Regions from separate parts of the Homo sapiens genome. Here region 2 is linked to region 1. A link is a loop called in an ENCODE intact Hi-C map of the cell type or tissue named here. Cell type or tissue: psoas muscle. All regions are shown on one strand. Each heading gives the region's core, and the rest is flanking DNA. Links, peaks and the distances in the headings are about the cores only.

Region 1 (8,341 bases), core at 20-8,019:
CGAAATCAGGTTTTCTTTCAGTTCCTCCGTAATGGATCGTTTGTTCCCAAATAAAAAAACTATAACCTAATGCTTTTAAAATGCCTTCTGTTGGTTAATCTAGTATTCCAATTTGGTGACTAATTTTAAATTATCAGACTCTTTGTAGTTTATCTTTTAATCATTCATTCTCCTACCTTAACACCTGTCTCACAGAGTTGTTGAGATGGTTAAATGAGTTGCTGCACGTAAAAAGCCTAAAATAAGTGCTTACGTAGCACATAGGTACTCACAGAACTACTCATTAGGTCTCTGAAAAAAGCAGGGCGAGGATAGCATCTGGCAGCATACACCTGGAGACTTCTCTAAAATCAGTCTCTTACTAACTGCTATCCATCCAACATTTCTCCATATTGACCATTATGCTATCATGAGCTAGTCTGCCAAGTTATTTATTCACTGGCTCTGGGGTTTTTGCTAGGGATGAAAAGTAAGCTCAATAGTTCCCACATCTGACTGAAAAATCAGGACATTTACAGTTCCTGTCATAGGTCTCTATTTGACTACTATCACACACCTAGCAACTAGCACCCTAGCAACCGCCAAGTAATCCTGTTATTTTCTCACTCATCTGGGGCCTCAGTTTTCTCTTGCTTTGCTATGTTTCAAGTATGAAAATTATTGCATTCAGCAGAAAAAACTAGGAGCGCGACAGGAATTTTCTAGTTTTGCTTTTCTCTTGTCTGTCACCTTTAGACTAACCTGGATCAAATCATTCACCAAACAATTCAGGTCTATTTTCACATCTCAAACAAATGCTTTATAAGCCTTATTCTTTCTTGCCATTTTATGGCTAATTCTACCCTTCTATATATATTTGTTCCTAATTACGTACTATTTTTACTGATTTTACAAAACCCCCCTTTAAAATCTGGGGGTTCCATTGCATTACCAAATCTGTTTTCTTAGCTGTGTGCCCCCTTTAACTGAACTATTTCACAACTGTACAACCACAGCCATGTTTTACTGCCAATAATCTTCATCCCAATTGTGGTTTCTTTGTACATATGTAAACATGTAATTTTTAGACAGCTATGGATGCATTTATATATTAAAATGTTCATGTAGTAAACTAATATTCAGAATACAAAGATTACACTAAACAAAAAGGACTTCGTTAAATCTATTTCTATAAATCATGTCAATGAAATGAAAGCCTTAATATCTAATCTTGCCAGGCACGGTGGCTCATGCCTGTAATCCCAGCACTTTGGGAGGCCGAGGCGGGTGGATCACAAGGTCAGGAATTCAAAACCAGACTGGCCAACACGGTGAAACCCCGTCTCTACTAAAAATACAAAAATAAGCCAGGCATGGTGATGCGCGCCTGTAATTTCAGCTACTCAGGAGACTGAGGCAGAAGAATCACCTGAACCTGGGAGGCAGAGGCTGCAGTGAGCCAAGATCACCCCACTGCACTCCAGCCTTGGCGACAGAGCAAGACTCTGTCTCAGAGAGGAAAAAAAAAAAAATCTAATCTTTTATGCTTCAGAACATAAAATTGTGGTTTCAATTTGTGTTAATCTTCCCTATCTAATCCAACAGAATCCACAACAATTAGTCTAAAATTATTTTTTAAAAATCAGCTAAGGTAAGAAGAAACAAATAGAAAAACTAAATGCTACAATTACCTTAAAATTAAATAACAGTGTCTGTTTATGAGACATAGATAATTTTACTATAGTTTTTAGTTGTTAAGGAATAATTCTAGTGCACAGCAAGGTCACTGACACTATTACATAATCCTTCAATAAATTGGAAATAAAGTCCTAAGCGCTTCTTGAAATAGCAGTGAAGCTTTTGTAACTGAATGACTTATTTTCATTCTTCATTTTATTTGACCTCTGTAGCATCTAAAAAAATGTTTACCATTGACTTCCTGAAATTATCGTTGGTGCTTTTTCCTGACTTCTATGTCTTTGCTCTCTTCATTGGTGCTTCTTCCTTTTATTACCTATACACTGATGACTCCTTTCTGAATTCCTTTATGTCTAACTTTAGAAAATCTGGAAACTAAAGATTAAAAAGGAAAATTGCTCTTCATAAGCCTACCCTCAAAGTTAACCACTGTTCAATATTCCATACTAGTGTATTTCCTTCAACTTCAGATTGCTATCTAATGAACACAATAGATTTCCATAACATATTTTAATATCAGTAAGTTACTACTCTAACTTCCCTATTCCTATGAACAATGAAGGTTTCTAGTTTGCACAACTGGATTTGATAAAGCCATTCTCTCCACATTTATCTTCAGATTCAATTGGTCCCCAAGTCCTCACTTCTAAATCATCAGAACACCTAGCACCTACCTTTTTCTCTACCTACACCTTAGCTTTTATCTTCCTTATACTTGATCCACTGCTTTTGACAGGTCTTCCCATCCTCAGCCTTTCCCTCAAAAGTGTCACCATTTGTCTTTTAAAGGTACACTTCTGAATATTACTTTAAAATGTGAAGCAATAAAGCTATCTTACTTTTGGGGGAAAAACCCTTAAGCCCTTGCTTATAGACATCTGATGGCTCTCCTACGGAATAAAGACAAATGCATTGGGCCAAGCCTCCAGCAAACTTCCCTTTCATAACTCTCCCGCAAAATTATATTCTCTACTCTGTTCATAATGAACAACTTAATATATACCATGTGCTTTCACGTAGCCCTGAATCTGCTAATTCTGTTACCTCTATACCTCTACCAATGTCTCTTCTACCTCTTAACAAGGTACTACTCACCTTCAAATATCCCTTTTCTGTAGGCTTTCTTTACCCTCCTCCTTACCTCCAAGGGAACAGCTTCAGTTATATTCTTAATATTTTATTAGTATCTTTTAGCCTATATTGTGATATTGTGTAACAAATTGTTCTAAATCATTAAGTCCATTAGTATCTTATTCATTCGTTATATTTCAGCACTAGCAATGCCTAACAATACAGTAGGCATGTCAACCATTTACAAATGTGCACTGTATACCGTTCACAAATATGCACTGCAAATGTAGGCATGGATATAAAGTAAGGTTCTTTCCTCAAGAAGCTAACATTGAAGACAGTAGAGAGAAAGAAACAGACGTCAGTAGCAAATATCACCAAAGTTTCACAGACCCTCATAGAAAGACTGCAATGCACATTCTTATTTGAAATCCTAACTTCTAAATAGTACAGACGGAGCTTCTCTAAGAGACCAGCAAGTCGAGAGATCAGCATGTATTAATATAATCTGGTATGAAAAATGTTTGACCATAAATACTGTCCTTATCTAACAAGAGATAGTGTTGATATTTCATACTAGTTGAGAATAGAAAAACTGTCTTCTGAATACCTTTAGAAAAGAACAAATAAAGATTTTATATTTGACCAAATAATCAGGAAATCTAGAATTATGGAACTGATTCTTAATAGGAAATTACAAACCTACCTCGCAGTGATACTCAAATATTGCACTTTCAGTAGTATTTGCTGATTCTTCTTTTTCAGCACACGTTTCAAAGGATGAAAGTTGCTAGTATTAAAAAAAAGAGCGAGAGAAAATGATCTACCAAGCTAATAAAGAATACAACTGCTGCTGTACCGGGCAATCTCACAGTACAGCACTGAAGAAAACAAAGACTACTAGCAGCGTTGGGAAGTGCTCTTTCAAAGCTGTTGAGTAGGCACAAACTTCTTGTTTCAGATCAAGTGTTGTGTCTTCAACTTAAGTGTACTCTTCTTTGGTCTTGTTAGTTGTTACGAGGTTTGTTCCTTGCCTGATCTGAACTTGAAGCAGCAGTTTCAGGTGGTAAAGTCTGTTCTGTTACACTTCATACTAAAGGTAAAAAATGAAGACATTAAGTATAACATACATAAAATAATCAGGGACAGTGGGTGAGAAGAGGGACAAACTCATTTCATTAACTTAGAATCATGGGTCATGCAAGTAATGCAGGAAACTTGGAAGCATGCTCATCTGATGTTATTTGGAGCAATCTCTCAAGTACTAGCAACTACCTCCTTTGGTATCTCATACCCAAGACCTCAAATTATTCCATAGTCTTTATTGACCTCTTCCCCCAAATAAGCTCAGTTACATGGCATAATGTTTAATTTAGTGCAAGTATTTTATAAGGATCTAGCTCTGTGGAAAACATAAAAGAAGTCCCTGCCATGAGAGCATAGACAATCTTGCTGAAAAGACAAGATGTAAACATGGAAAAAAAAAACAGAGTATAGGACAAAAATGCCAAAAATTATTTTGCTCAATTAGTATCTAGGTATCTATTATGTCACAGACTATCTAGAAATATTATTTATTGTTTATCCACAACTGCATGTCCATCAAAGCAACCAAGGCTTTTAAATAAGTGGAATTTGAAGTGAACCTGGAAAATCAGGCAGAATTCTAGGAGAAAGAAAATAGCTGAGTATTCTAGGCATGAAACAGCACATAAGTCAAGCGAGAATATGCCACTAAATTCTTTCTTCAGAGCAGCGACCATGCATTCTATGATTTTCTAAGCCCAGCATCAAGTGAAGTCTTCTGCATGAATGCCTGTGGCAACATGTGTGGCTTGTTGTTTCAGAGGAAAATCAACAGGCTAGCCTGGCTAGAACAGAGAGCTGGGCTGAAGTGAAATAGGATATGTAGTGTGACAGGTGTAGCGGAGCCCGATTATGAAGCATTTCAACGTGATGTAACAGGAAACAGTGCCTTAGTTTTTGATGAAAGTGGTATTAAGTCTTGAAATCCTAAAGGAGATGACTTAGTAAGCAAACAGAAATCTCATTTGCACTGCTGCAGTAAATAGATGAGAAATGTCTATAGAAGAGAAATAAAATTTATTTATCAGTAAAAATCACATTTCTGCTTTATATTAGCTATAAAATAAACAACAATTTTGCACTGACTCCAAAGTTACAAAATGGTGTTAACGAAAATTATTTCTACAGAGATAAGAAAAAGGTGTACGTGCTGAGAAATGGATATTTGAAAACATCAGAAGAATGATTATCAGGTGAGAGGTCAGAGCTGATTAAATAGCTCAGACCAGAAGAGCCTAATCGCAATCACTGGTACTAGTAAATACCATGAACAAGTTATTTAATCTCTCTAAGTTTCACTTTCCTCACATGTAAAATAAAAACTCAATAACAGCTGATCTGGCCATTTTCTATTCTCTAACATCCCATGTTCCTTCAAATATCAAATGTTACATACACTTGTCTGATCTTTCAACTTTATTTAGATCATTCTCCTATTACCCAGACTAGATATATGTCTCAGGGTAATGGTGCTCAAATACTTGGGAAGCTTTAAAAAAAAAAAAACAAAAACAAACCTATGCCCAGCCTCCACTCAGAGTAATACAACTGGTTTGAGGTAGGGCCACTTCTTTAACTATCTTGATTCTTCCCCTCTCCATCACCATACCCAATGTTGCAAGTTGTGTTAGTATTTCCCTCGCTATATCTTTTGTATTCATCTCTTATCCTACTAAGTGACATATTTTAGCTCAGGTGTCTAATATATCCGCCAACTTCCAGTGTGCACACTTTCCATTTTCTGTCACATACCACCACCAGACTATCAAAAACTTGAATTTTGGCCAGGTGAGTTGGCTCACGCCTGTAATCCCAGCACTTTGGGAGGCCTTGGCAGGAGGTCTGCTTGAGCCCAGGAGCTCCAGACCAGCCTGGGCAACGTGGAGAAACCCCATCTCTACTAAAAATACAAAAAATTAGCCAGGCATGGTGGTATACGCCTGGAGCCTCAGCTACTTAGGACTGGGAAGTCAAGGCTGCAGAGAACAAGATAGTGACACAGCACTACAGCCTGGGAGACAGATCAGAACCTTGTCTCAAAAAACAAAACAAAACAAAAACTCTCCAATTTCATTTCTCATCTCCCCTGTCAAACATCTTCAGTTATTTTTCCACCATTCTAGATGGGAAGTTTTTAATCCTGGCTATCCACCCACCCCCAGCAACCTTAAACAAACAAACAAACAAAAACCAACAAAATCAAAGCCTGAGTCCCGTACAAAGATTCTAAATTTAACTACACTAGGTTAGGTGCCAGGCCTTGTTATCTCCCCCCAACCCCTGCTCCAAGTGTTTCTGACTTCCAGCCAGGATTAAGAACTACTATTCCAGGTGTCTCTATTCTACCTTCCATCCTTACTCTCTACTGTGTTCCAGTTCTACCAGAAGTCCATTACCTCGCCTAATCCTTAAACACAACTCTTGGGAGATTCCTGAATTCTAGCCACCTTTGCTTATATGGGTCTTCCCACAAAAAAATACTATGTTGTGATCTTCAAGGTGACAAAAAAGCCTTTCTTGACCATTCCAGCAGACTCATTCATTAATTCCTACTAATGAATGGGGCAGTAACATCCACTGCCTGCACCAAGCAATTTGCAGCAAGTGATACCAAGCAATTTCTGTACTTTGTTTACTTCATGTTTTTATGTATCTTGTTCCTCCAATTCTATTTCAAATTTCTGAGAGGTAAACTCAAATTTCTTTATCACAGCCTCCTTTCGCACCTAATCCAGTGCTGCCATATACAACCAAAGGAAAAAGGTAGTTAATCCTTAATAAGCAAAAGGACGCCACAATTCAAGTGTAAACAGTTATGCCACAATTCAAGTGTAAACAGTTATACCACCTTTAATTATATAGTTTTAATTATCCAATCAAGAAATAATCTCTTCTTTAAAAAATACAGACTGTGTATATTGGTTTTATCTTAATGCTTTAGGTGTATTAATGAACCCAAAGAACTCAACATGGAGAAAACAAGTTATCTTGAAACACTTGAACTGGATTAACCCATTCCAGGTTGTCGTATCACATTAAGAACTGTCAAGTCCAAGATTCAGTAACACAAAAAAAGAGATTTCTGGAACTGAAACTCTGGAGTACTGCAGGGCCATTCTTAGGCACTAATGAGGTCTATTAGGAGCTATTAAAGCTCAAACGAACCCACCAACAGTCATGAATAATTTACTGGCCGAATTAACATCTTCACAGCTTCTATAGTTAACTAAATGTTTTTCAATTAAATTAACACTTACTGAAGAACTTAAAGGTATTGGTCAGGCAGTTTAATATAAATAGCTATCCACTCATGCCCGGATTAACATTAATTGGTGCTACTAACCACCTCTTTTGCCTTAACCCTAGGAACACAAGTGCATCTCCTCCATCCCCCTAAAAGCTTGAAACTTAAGTTGCATGAAACACTGGGTATTGGGCTGGGGTGGTGGCTCTCGCTTGTAATCCCCAGCACTGTGGCAGGCCAAGGTGGGAGGATTGTCTGAGACCAGCCTGGGCAACATGGTGAGATGCTGTCTCTACAAAAAATTTTAGAAATAAAAAATAAATTCACTGGGTGTGGTGGCATGCACCTGTAGTCCCAGCTACTCGGGAAGCTGAGGCAGGAGGATCACTTGAATCCAGGAGTTTGAGGCTGCAGTGAGCTATGACTGTGCCACTGCACTCTTGCCTGGGCGACAGAGTAAGACGCTGACTCAAAACAATCGCCCCCACAAACCCACCATAGGGTACCAATAAAAACACTAGGGAACAATTTAAATGTGTATCTGAGAATCATACTGTGTGCTAAGTAATCAACTCCTTTTCCCTTTGCTCAGCATGGAAATAGTATTATTACTTAATCACTGCAATCTCCACCTCCCGGGTTCAAGCGATTCTCCTGCCTCAGCCTCCCCAGTAGCTGGGACTACAGGCGTGTACCACCAGGCCTGGCTGGCTAATTTTTGTATTTTTAGCACAGATGGGGTTTCACCATGTTGGTCAGGCTGGTCTCGAACTCCTGACCTCAAGTGACCCACCTGCCTCAGCCCCCCAAAGTGCTGGGATTACAGGCGTGAGCCACTGCACCTGGCCACCACCTGTTTTATTTCATGTCTTCCTCGGCTGTTTTACCTCAAAGGCCTAGCATAAGCCATGACATAGTCGGCACTAAATGAAGAGGTTAAACTAACACATTTATGTGGTAAGTAATCCATCTAAAATGTATCACACTACCTAGTTTATTATTTTGAAAGTATGTGCAGCACTCACTTCGGGAAAAGTTAATGAAAGGCTAAGCCAGTCTACAAAAGTCTGCTCACCTAACCCACTTCCTTTAGGCAGTATCTTCTTTTAGGCAGGAAAAAACAAAGACCCAAATAGGTAGCATAGGACTGAAAAGTTTCTCTATTGCCTGACATTTCATTGAGCACCACATTTTATAACTGAAGTGCTTAATAGGTCTTAATTCATTTTTACTTTAGGATCTAAGGTAAACGATAAACTCTAG
Region 2 (8,341 bases), core at 55-8,054, 55 kb before region 1:
TTTTTTTTCAAAAATTAGCCAAGCATGGTGGCATACGCATGTAGTCCCAGCTACTCAGGAGACTGAGGTGGGAGGATCGTTTGAGCCCAGAAGGTTGAGGCTGCAGTAAGCCACGTTTGCACCATTGCACTCCAGCATGGGCGACAGAGTACAAACAAACAAACAAAACAAATTTCAGGGAATGGTGGTGATTATAGAAAGGAAAGAGTGAAACTTATATTTCAAAAGATAAGTAGATAGGCTGGGTGCGATTTCTCATGCCTCTAATCCCAGAACTTTGGGAGGCTGAGGTGGGCGGATCACCTGAGGTCAGAAGTTTGAGACCAGCCTGGCCAACATGGTGAAACCACGTCTCTACTAAAAATACCAAATTAGCTGGGTGTGGTGGCACGTGCCTGTAATCCCAGCTACTCCAGAGGCTGAGGCAGGAGAATTGCTTGAACTCGGGAGGTGGAGCTTGCAATGAGCCGAGATTATGCTACTGCACTCCAGCCTGGGCGACAGAGCAAGACTCCGTCTCAAAAATAAAAATAAAAATTAAAATTAAAAAAAGAAAATGTGTGTATTAACAGCTGGATGGCCTTGGGCAAACCACATAATAACTGGGAGCCACAGTGTTCATCATCATAAAGGGGAATGTTAATAATAATAACGTCAACTTCAGAGAATTGTTATGAAGATTTAACAAAAAATACTTTAAAACTATGCAGTACTGTCCAGAAGTTGGAGATTACTATTATTAACACAGGAAGTGCAAGACTCTTGAGAAGATGAATATCATGCTTTCTTCTTAACAGGTCCAGAAAAACATGCTTGTTTCTCAGCAGTGCTTTATTAATGTGTAGGAAAGACAAGGTTGTAGGCCTTCGTCTGCCACATTTCATCTCCCAAAGGAATTCAGAGGCAGACCTACTATCAGTCAGCAAAAGGACAAGTCTAATTTGAGATTGAGGGGAATATACAACCAAAGTTATAGTTTTATCTCAAATAGGTTTTTAAGGCTGGGCACGGTGGCTCACGCCTGTAATCATAGCACTTTGGGAGGCTGAGGTGGGTGGATCACTTGAGGTCAGGAGTTCGAGACCAACCTGGCCAATGGTGAAACCTCGTCTCTACTAAAAATACAAAAATTAGTCAGATGGGTGGTGGGCACCTGTAAACTCAGCTACTCAGGAGGCTGAGGCAGGAGAATCACTTGAACCCAGGAGGCAGAGGTTGCAGTGAGCTATCGCACCACTGCACTCCAGCCTGGGCAACACAGCAAGACTCCATCTCAAAAAATAAATAAATAAACAAACAAATAAATAAAATAGGTTTTTATTTTATCTGGTCACAAAAATGAACAACAATTTTTTTTTTTTTTTTTGCGCTGGAGTTGCTTTACTAAGGCAAGATTCAATAGGCCCCTTTGGCTAATCTATGTCATTTATTTCAAAATATTAAACAGGCTGGGTGTGGTGGCCCACACCTGTAATCCCAGCACTTTGTGAGGCTGAAGCGGGCAGATCACTTGAGGTCAGGAGTTCGAGACCAGCCTGGCCAACATGGTGAAACCCTGTCTCTACTAAAAATTAACCAGGTGTGGTGGTGTGCACCTGTCATCTCAGCTACTCGGGAGGCTGAGGCAAGATAATTAGTTGAATCCGGGAGGCAAAGGTTGCGATGAGCAGAGCTCACACCTCTGCACTCCATCCTGGGTGACCATCCATCTCAAAATAAATAAATAAATAAATAAATAAATAAATAAATAAATAAATAAATAAGTAAAAGCACTGCATGAGGTTTTCTTTTAAAAAATTATATATAATTATATATATATATATGTTTATACACACACTAGAATCCAGAAAAGCCATGAGCTTATTTGCTATGCTATGGGATATCTATGGTCATTATGAATCTTTGTTGACTTTCAAGGCTATTATTTAATAAACACTGCTGAAAAATAGCCATGTTTCTGAATTAAGGAATAGTATCATTTTTTTAAATTGATACTCTGACAAATGGCAGCAAAAGTAATGCAATACTCACGTTTCTCTTCAGCTGTATGAAGTAAAATAAAACAAGATAAAATATGTGAACAACTTTCTGTAATCATGGTGGCTATTAATCACTGCTTTGGGGTAGACACATGTAGATTGCTGTTATTTCAGCTCAGCCTTCCAGCTTGTCTACAGTTTTCTGCCATCAGAAAGCTTGGGAATATGGTCATTATACAGCTCTTCATTTTCTTTTCTTTTCTAATATGTCTCTTAACATTTATAAGTATACTTTTTAAAAGGCACTCTCTATAAAATATGATTTTTAAAAATATCTGATGAAGAAAGATGGGAATGCTCATATGATGTTGGTAGTAGTAAACTTAAAACAGCTCATTTGGTAAACAATTTAGTAACACCTACCAAACAACCATTTCTGAGAAGCTATCCTACGGAAATCATCCTTAAACATGGAAAAAGCTTTAGGTGTCAATATTGTTATCAGAACATACTTATACTTAAAAAAACCATAAAGAGGCCGGGTGCAGTGGCTCACGCCTATAATCCTGGTACTATGGGAGGCCGAGGCTGGCAGATCATGAGGTCAGGAGATCGAGACCATCCTGGCTAATACAGATATTCACTGTGTTATATGTGAAACACCGTCTCTACTAAAAATATAAAAATTAGCCGGGCGTGGTGGCAGGCGCCTGTAGTCCCAACTACTCGGGAGACTGAGGCAGAATGGCATGAACCCGGGAGGTGGAGCTTGCAGTGAGCCAAGATCGCACCACTGCACTCCAGCCTGGGTGACAGAGCGAGACTCTGTCTCTAAAAAAACAAAAACAAAAACAAAAACGAACAAACAAAAAAAAACCCCCAAACCATAAAGAACCTAAGGGATTAATTAAGAAAATAGAATATGCAGTCTTTTAAAATGGTTTTTAGGAAAGGTTTGGGATACCATGGTAAAAGGATAAGTTGTAAAGTTAAGCCAAAACATTATCCTGCCAAAAGCAGGATATAAAATTACATGTGCAATATAATAACAGTGCCTTTTTAAAAAAAACTCTTTAATTTTACACAGAAAATAGATTGAAAAGAAAAAAAAACACTAAAATGTTAAGAGTGAATATCTTTGGATAATGGATGTGCAGATTTTTAAAATTATTACTTTTGGCTGGGTGCAGTGGCTAACACTTGTAATCCCAGCACTTTGGGAGGCTGAGGCAGGCAGATTGCTTGAGCTCAGGAGTTTAAGATGAGCCTGGGCAACATAGCGAAACCCTGTCTCTACAGAAAATACAAAAACTAGCTGGGCGTGGTGGCAAGTGCCTGTAGTCCCAGCTACTCGGGAGGCTGAGGTGGGAGGATCACCAGATCCCAGAAGATTGGGGCTGCAGTGAATCGTGATCGTGCCACTGCACTCCAGCCTGGGCAACAGAGTGACACCCTGTCTCAAAAAATAAATAAATAAGTAAAAAATAAAATTATTACTTTTACTGAATTTCCCAACTTTCAAAACGAATGTTTATTACTTTTATTTTTTCAGCACAATTTCTATTTCACATGAAACATGTATTGCTTTTATCATTTAAAAATTATAACATTATTATTTTAAAAATTACTCTGCGTACAAACCTGGACAACAGAAAGCTATTCTCGTGAACCATCAGAATACACACATGGGTTATTTTTGTCATGTTCATGATTTTCAGCCAATACCATAGCTAGAGTCATTATGTAGAAGCCGTCTCAGAGCTATGGCAGCACAGGTTTTGTTTAGACTAGCAGAATAGATATTAAATATTTCACAGAGTTTTCTACTGGGATCATCAAAGATGCAATATACATGATAACAGTTTTAGAAACTTACCCACATCCCAAAACTAAAAACAAACAAAAAACCCTTGAAAATATTTTGTGTTTTCCTGAAATGTATGTTAAAGCTATCACGAACCCTAAATGAATGATCAAAGCTGATATGGTAGCTAAAGGAACAGTTGCTTGTCAAAAAAAAAAAAAAACAACAACAACTGAGCTCTCCAAACACTTTGTACACCTACCTGGGAGTTTGAACAGAGGCATTGTTGCTGAAATCCTTGATTCTAGGATAGCACAGTAGAAAAGAAGAGAGAGGAGACTGTGGGGTGACTGACTGACACTATAAAATATCCTGACATTCATTTTATTATTTTGCTTTGCCCCCGGAAATTTGATTCTTCTCTGCTAAGTGGAGAGAGATGAGCTTTGGACCTATTTATAGCTTGAGGCATTTGATAGTGAAAAACAGGTGAAGCTTTCAGTCTTTACTTTGGGATTAGAAGATATCTGTGGTGGGCCAAAAATTGCATTTCAATACTCTCTAAATCTTCTTACAGACTGGATCTTTGGCAAGTGTAGGACCACTGATGGTGATATCCCACCCTAGTGAAATACAGTGAAGTCTTTCCGGTTTCTGAAGCTATGATCCTCAGGGTTTCACATCACGCAAACAGCTTTCTGTGGTTGGTGAATATGCTGGTACATTCATCAAGCTCTCAACAGACACACACGCACACGCACACACGCTCAGGAATGCATGTTTTTATTAGTAATGTGTCTGACTTAGCAGAACTTCAGTTGACAGTTTAATGAATTAAGTGTTAAATTTACTTCAAGTCTTTTACAGAAACTCAACTGTCCTCCAGAGTATCCAGTTACCACTTCTCTACCTATTGTTATAATAAGAACAATAGCTTTGTTTTGTATAACATTTTATTGTATGTAAAACATTTGGCAAACATTATCTATTTGATACTAATTACAATCCTGTAAGGCAAGTAATACCTTATCCCTGTTTCCCAAATAAGAAAACTGGGGCTCTGACAGGTATCTTGCTCAAAGTCATTCTGTTCATCATAAATGGCAAAGCCAAGGCTCTCTGGACCCAAATCTCACGCTCTTTCCATAATAACACACAGTCTTAGTTATGACTGTATATATGTGTGTGTATATATATGTATATATGTATATATATGTGTATATACATATATTTTTTTCGAGACAGAGTCTCGCTCTGTTGCCCGGGCTGGAGTGCAGTGGCGCGATCTCGGCTCACTGCAAGCTCTGCCTCCCGGGTTCACGCCATTCTCTTGCCTGAGCCTCCCGAGTAGCTGGGACTACAGGCGCCTGCCACCATGCCCGGCTAATATTTTTTGTATTTTTAGTAGAGATGTGGTTTCACTGTGTTAGCCAGGATGGTCTTGATCTCCTGACCTCATGATCCACCTGCCTTGGCCTCCCAAAGTGCTGGGATTACAGGCGTGAGCCACTGCGCCCGGCCAGTTATGACTAAATATTTGATAGTTGCTGCTAGGTAAAGAAAGTACGCTGCTAGACTCAGCAGAAATTTTAAATTATAACAGCTTATATTGAAGATGAGCTTGGCACTTCAGATTAGCAACAGAATTATGGGCATAGACCAAATGATCTTTTTACTATTAACTATTTCTTTTTGAAAATTGGGACAAGCCTTTTTGTTGGCAAAACTTAACAATATTTTAGTGCTTAGCCTTATGGCCAACCTCTCAATCAACAATATTGCAACACATTACAAAGGTGTTACTGAACCAAAATATTTGTTCATTTCTTTCCAACTCCTTTTTGTTACATTTTTACCTGGATTTCCCAACAGTATCCACAAATTGATACATCCAAACCAAGCATCTTCCTCCATGAACCTGCTTCTCCTTCAGTAATTCCTATCTTTATATAAGTTACACTCCAATTTTCTCATTCCAATTGTGTAAATACCCTAGTTGCCTACCCAAAGATCATTTTCCCTACCTTTCTTACAAACAAAAACTTCTTTGGTTTGAGCATTAATGTGCTCAGCCAAAAAACAGCATTTGCTAGAATCCTTTGTGGCTAGAAGCGGCCATTTGACACAGCCTGGCCAAAGTGATGTAAGCAGAATTGCTGGGTGGGATGTCTCCAAAAGTTCTTTTAAAAGGGACCAGCTCAGCTGGCATATGTTTTGCCTTTTGCCCTTCCTCTTCTTCCTGCCTGAAAAAGGAAATATGTGGATAGGGGCCTCCAAACCAACCATTGTTTTAACACAAATGGTGAGCAGGACAAGAGCCACATGAAGACTATCTGAACAGAAACAAATAATTAGGGTCCCTGATGGCATCCTAAAGCCACCATATTAGTCCAGGACTTCCCATATTTAGAATTCTTGTTTAATTAAGGAATTTTTTTAAGAGACAGGGTCTCACTATGTTGCTCAGGCCAGGGTGTAGTGGTTATTGACAGGAGTGATCCTACTACTAAAATCAGCACAGGAGTTTTGACCTGCTCTGTTTCAGACCTGGGCTAGTTCACTCCTTAGGCAACTTGGTGGTCCCCCGCTCCTGGAGGGTCACCCTGTTGATGTTGAAATTAGTGTGGACACTTGATCAGCATAGATTGCTATAGCCCAGAACTCCTGGACTCAAGTGATCCTCCTACCCAAGCCTCCTGAGTAGCTGGGAGTACAAACATGCATCACCATACCCAGCAAGACTTCTTGATACATAAGAAAAATGGTTGGGCGCAGTGGCTCATGCCTGTAATCCCAGCACTTTGGGAGGCCGAGGCAGGCAGATCACGAGGTCAAGAGATCGAGATCATCCTGGCCAACATGGTGAAACCCCGTCTCTACTAAAAATACAAAAATTAGCTGGGTGTGGTGGTGCATGCTTGTAGTCCCAGCTACTCGGGAGGCTGAGGCAGGAGAATCACTTGAACTCGGGAGGTGGAGGTTGCAATGAGCTGAGATCACACCACTGCACTCCAGCCTGGTGACAAAGCAAGACTCCATCTCAAAAAAAAAAAAAAAAAAAAAGGGAAAAGTAAATTTGTTTTAGTCACTGATTAGTCAGTTTTTTTTATTATTAGAAGCCAATGTAATTCTACCTGATAAGTCATGAGTTACCTCAAAGTTGGATAATTGTAATAGATTCCTAATTATTTCCCCTGCCTCCAATCCATATTGCATAATACCACCAGGTTAAATCTTCTGAAAAACCACTTGATCATTATATTCTCAGTTCGGAAACATTCAGTGACTCTTTTTTTTTGAGATGGAGTCCTGCTCTGTCACCCAGTCTGGAGTGCAGTGGGGTGATCTTGGCTCACTGCAACCTCTGTCTCCTGGGTTCAAGCGATTTTCCTGCCTCAGCCTCCTGAGTAGCTGGAATTACAGGTGCACGCCACCACGCCTGGCTAATTTTTGTATTTTTAGTAGAGACAGGGTTTCACCATGTTGGCCAGGCTTGTCTCGAACTCCTGACCTCAAGTGATCTGCCCACCTCGGCTTCCCGAAGTGCTAGGATTATAGGCATGAGCCACCGTGCCTTTATTTTTATGACTTTCTTAAGAAAGTTTTTATGTAAGTAATCAAAAATGTAGTTCAAGAATGTTTATTGTAGCTAAACATTTATAATAGTCAAAAGGTAGGAAAAACCCACACGTCTACAATAAAAGATTGAATAAAGCATGGTATAACCATAAAATAAAATGCCACACAATAAAATAATGATGTAGATGAATACATATTAACATGAAAAACATTCACAAAATGTTATTAGTGAAAATAATATTACAACAATGTATATATAGTATAATCTTGTCTTTGTAAAAAAAGAAAAGTATTAATTTACATATCACTCTAGGCATTGAAAGCAGCTTGTGTAGTTTACACTCTTACTCTTTCTGGGTAGTGTGATGATGGTGATTTTTACCCCATTCTTTTGGCTTATGTACATTTTCTGCCATGAACAAGTATTATTTCTATCATCAGGAAACAAACTCTAAATTTAAAGGAAAACAATAATAAAAATCTCAATTGTATCATCATCCGCAGCCTTCAAGGAAAATGCCCAGAAATTCCCTCTAATGGGAAAAGTCTATCTACTCATTCTTTTTCTCTAATTAAGCATGCTTTTCTTCAGGCACCAGCATATAAGATAAACTAGCCTCACTGAATTCTATTTTTGTTTTAGTTTTAGCAAAAATATTGTTTTCTATGTCTTTTTTTAAAATTGTACTTTAAGTTCTGGGGTACATGTGCAGAACGTGCAGTTTTGTTACATAGGTATACATGTGCTATGGTGGTTTGCTGCACCCATCAACCCGTCACCTACAGTAGGTAGTTCTAATGTTATCCCTCCCCTAGCCCCCCACCTGTTTTTTATGTCCTTTAAAATGATTGGTGTGCAAATATTTCAGCTATATCATGGACCACATCAGTTGGAGCTAACCTAGGGACTTAACCATTGTTTACAACATTATTTTAGTGGAAATCATTCTAAGATCCAAATATCAAATTTACAAAGGTA

Evidence for each region. Hi-C counts contacts between places; a loop is a spot of excess contacts. Peaks named below come from ENCODE experiments on the same cell type or tissue, not always from the same donor. Only the 100,000 strongest peaks of a DNase experiment are listed, where the experiment ranks them.
Region 2: a loop joins it to region 1, with 9 times the contacts of the local background. A loop is called at or near these places in 3 of 110 quality-filtered maps.

What each region holds. Positions count from the first base shown.
Region 1 is chr1:114,746,367-114,754,707 of GRCh38, forward strand. CSDE1 (cold shock domain containing E1) reads right to left here. Exons shown (of 20, transcript NM_001007553.3): 2 at 3,455-3,841. Among named protein-coding and RNA genes, the nearest start is that of CSDE1, 7.4 kb to the right of the region's middle. In psoas muscle, for the core only: no CTCF peak of the experiment used is centred there; no DNase peak of the experiment used is centred there; H3K4me3 peaks cover 7,897 bases; H3K27ac peaks cover 8,000 bases.
Region 2 is chr1:114,691,405-114,699,745 of GRCh38, forward strand. It overlaps AMPD1 (adenosine monophosphate deaminase 1), which reads right to left and starts at 4,142. Exons shown (of 16, transcript NM_000036.3): 1 at 4,046-4,142; 2 at 2,032-2,043. The coding sequence starts at 4,067. It also overlaps the pseudogene RN7SL432P. In psoas muscle, for the core only: no CTCF peak of the experiment used is centred there; no DNase peak of the experiment used is centred there; H3K4me3 peaks cover 5,115 bases; H3K27ac peaks cover 8,000 bases.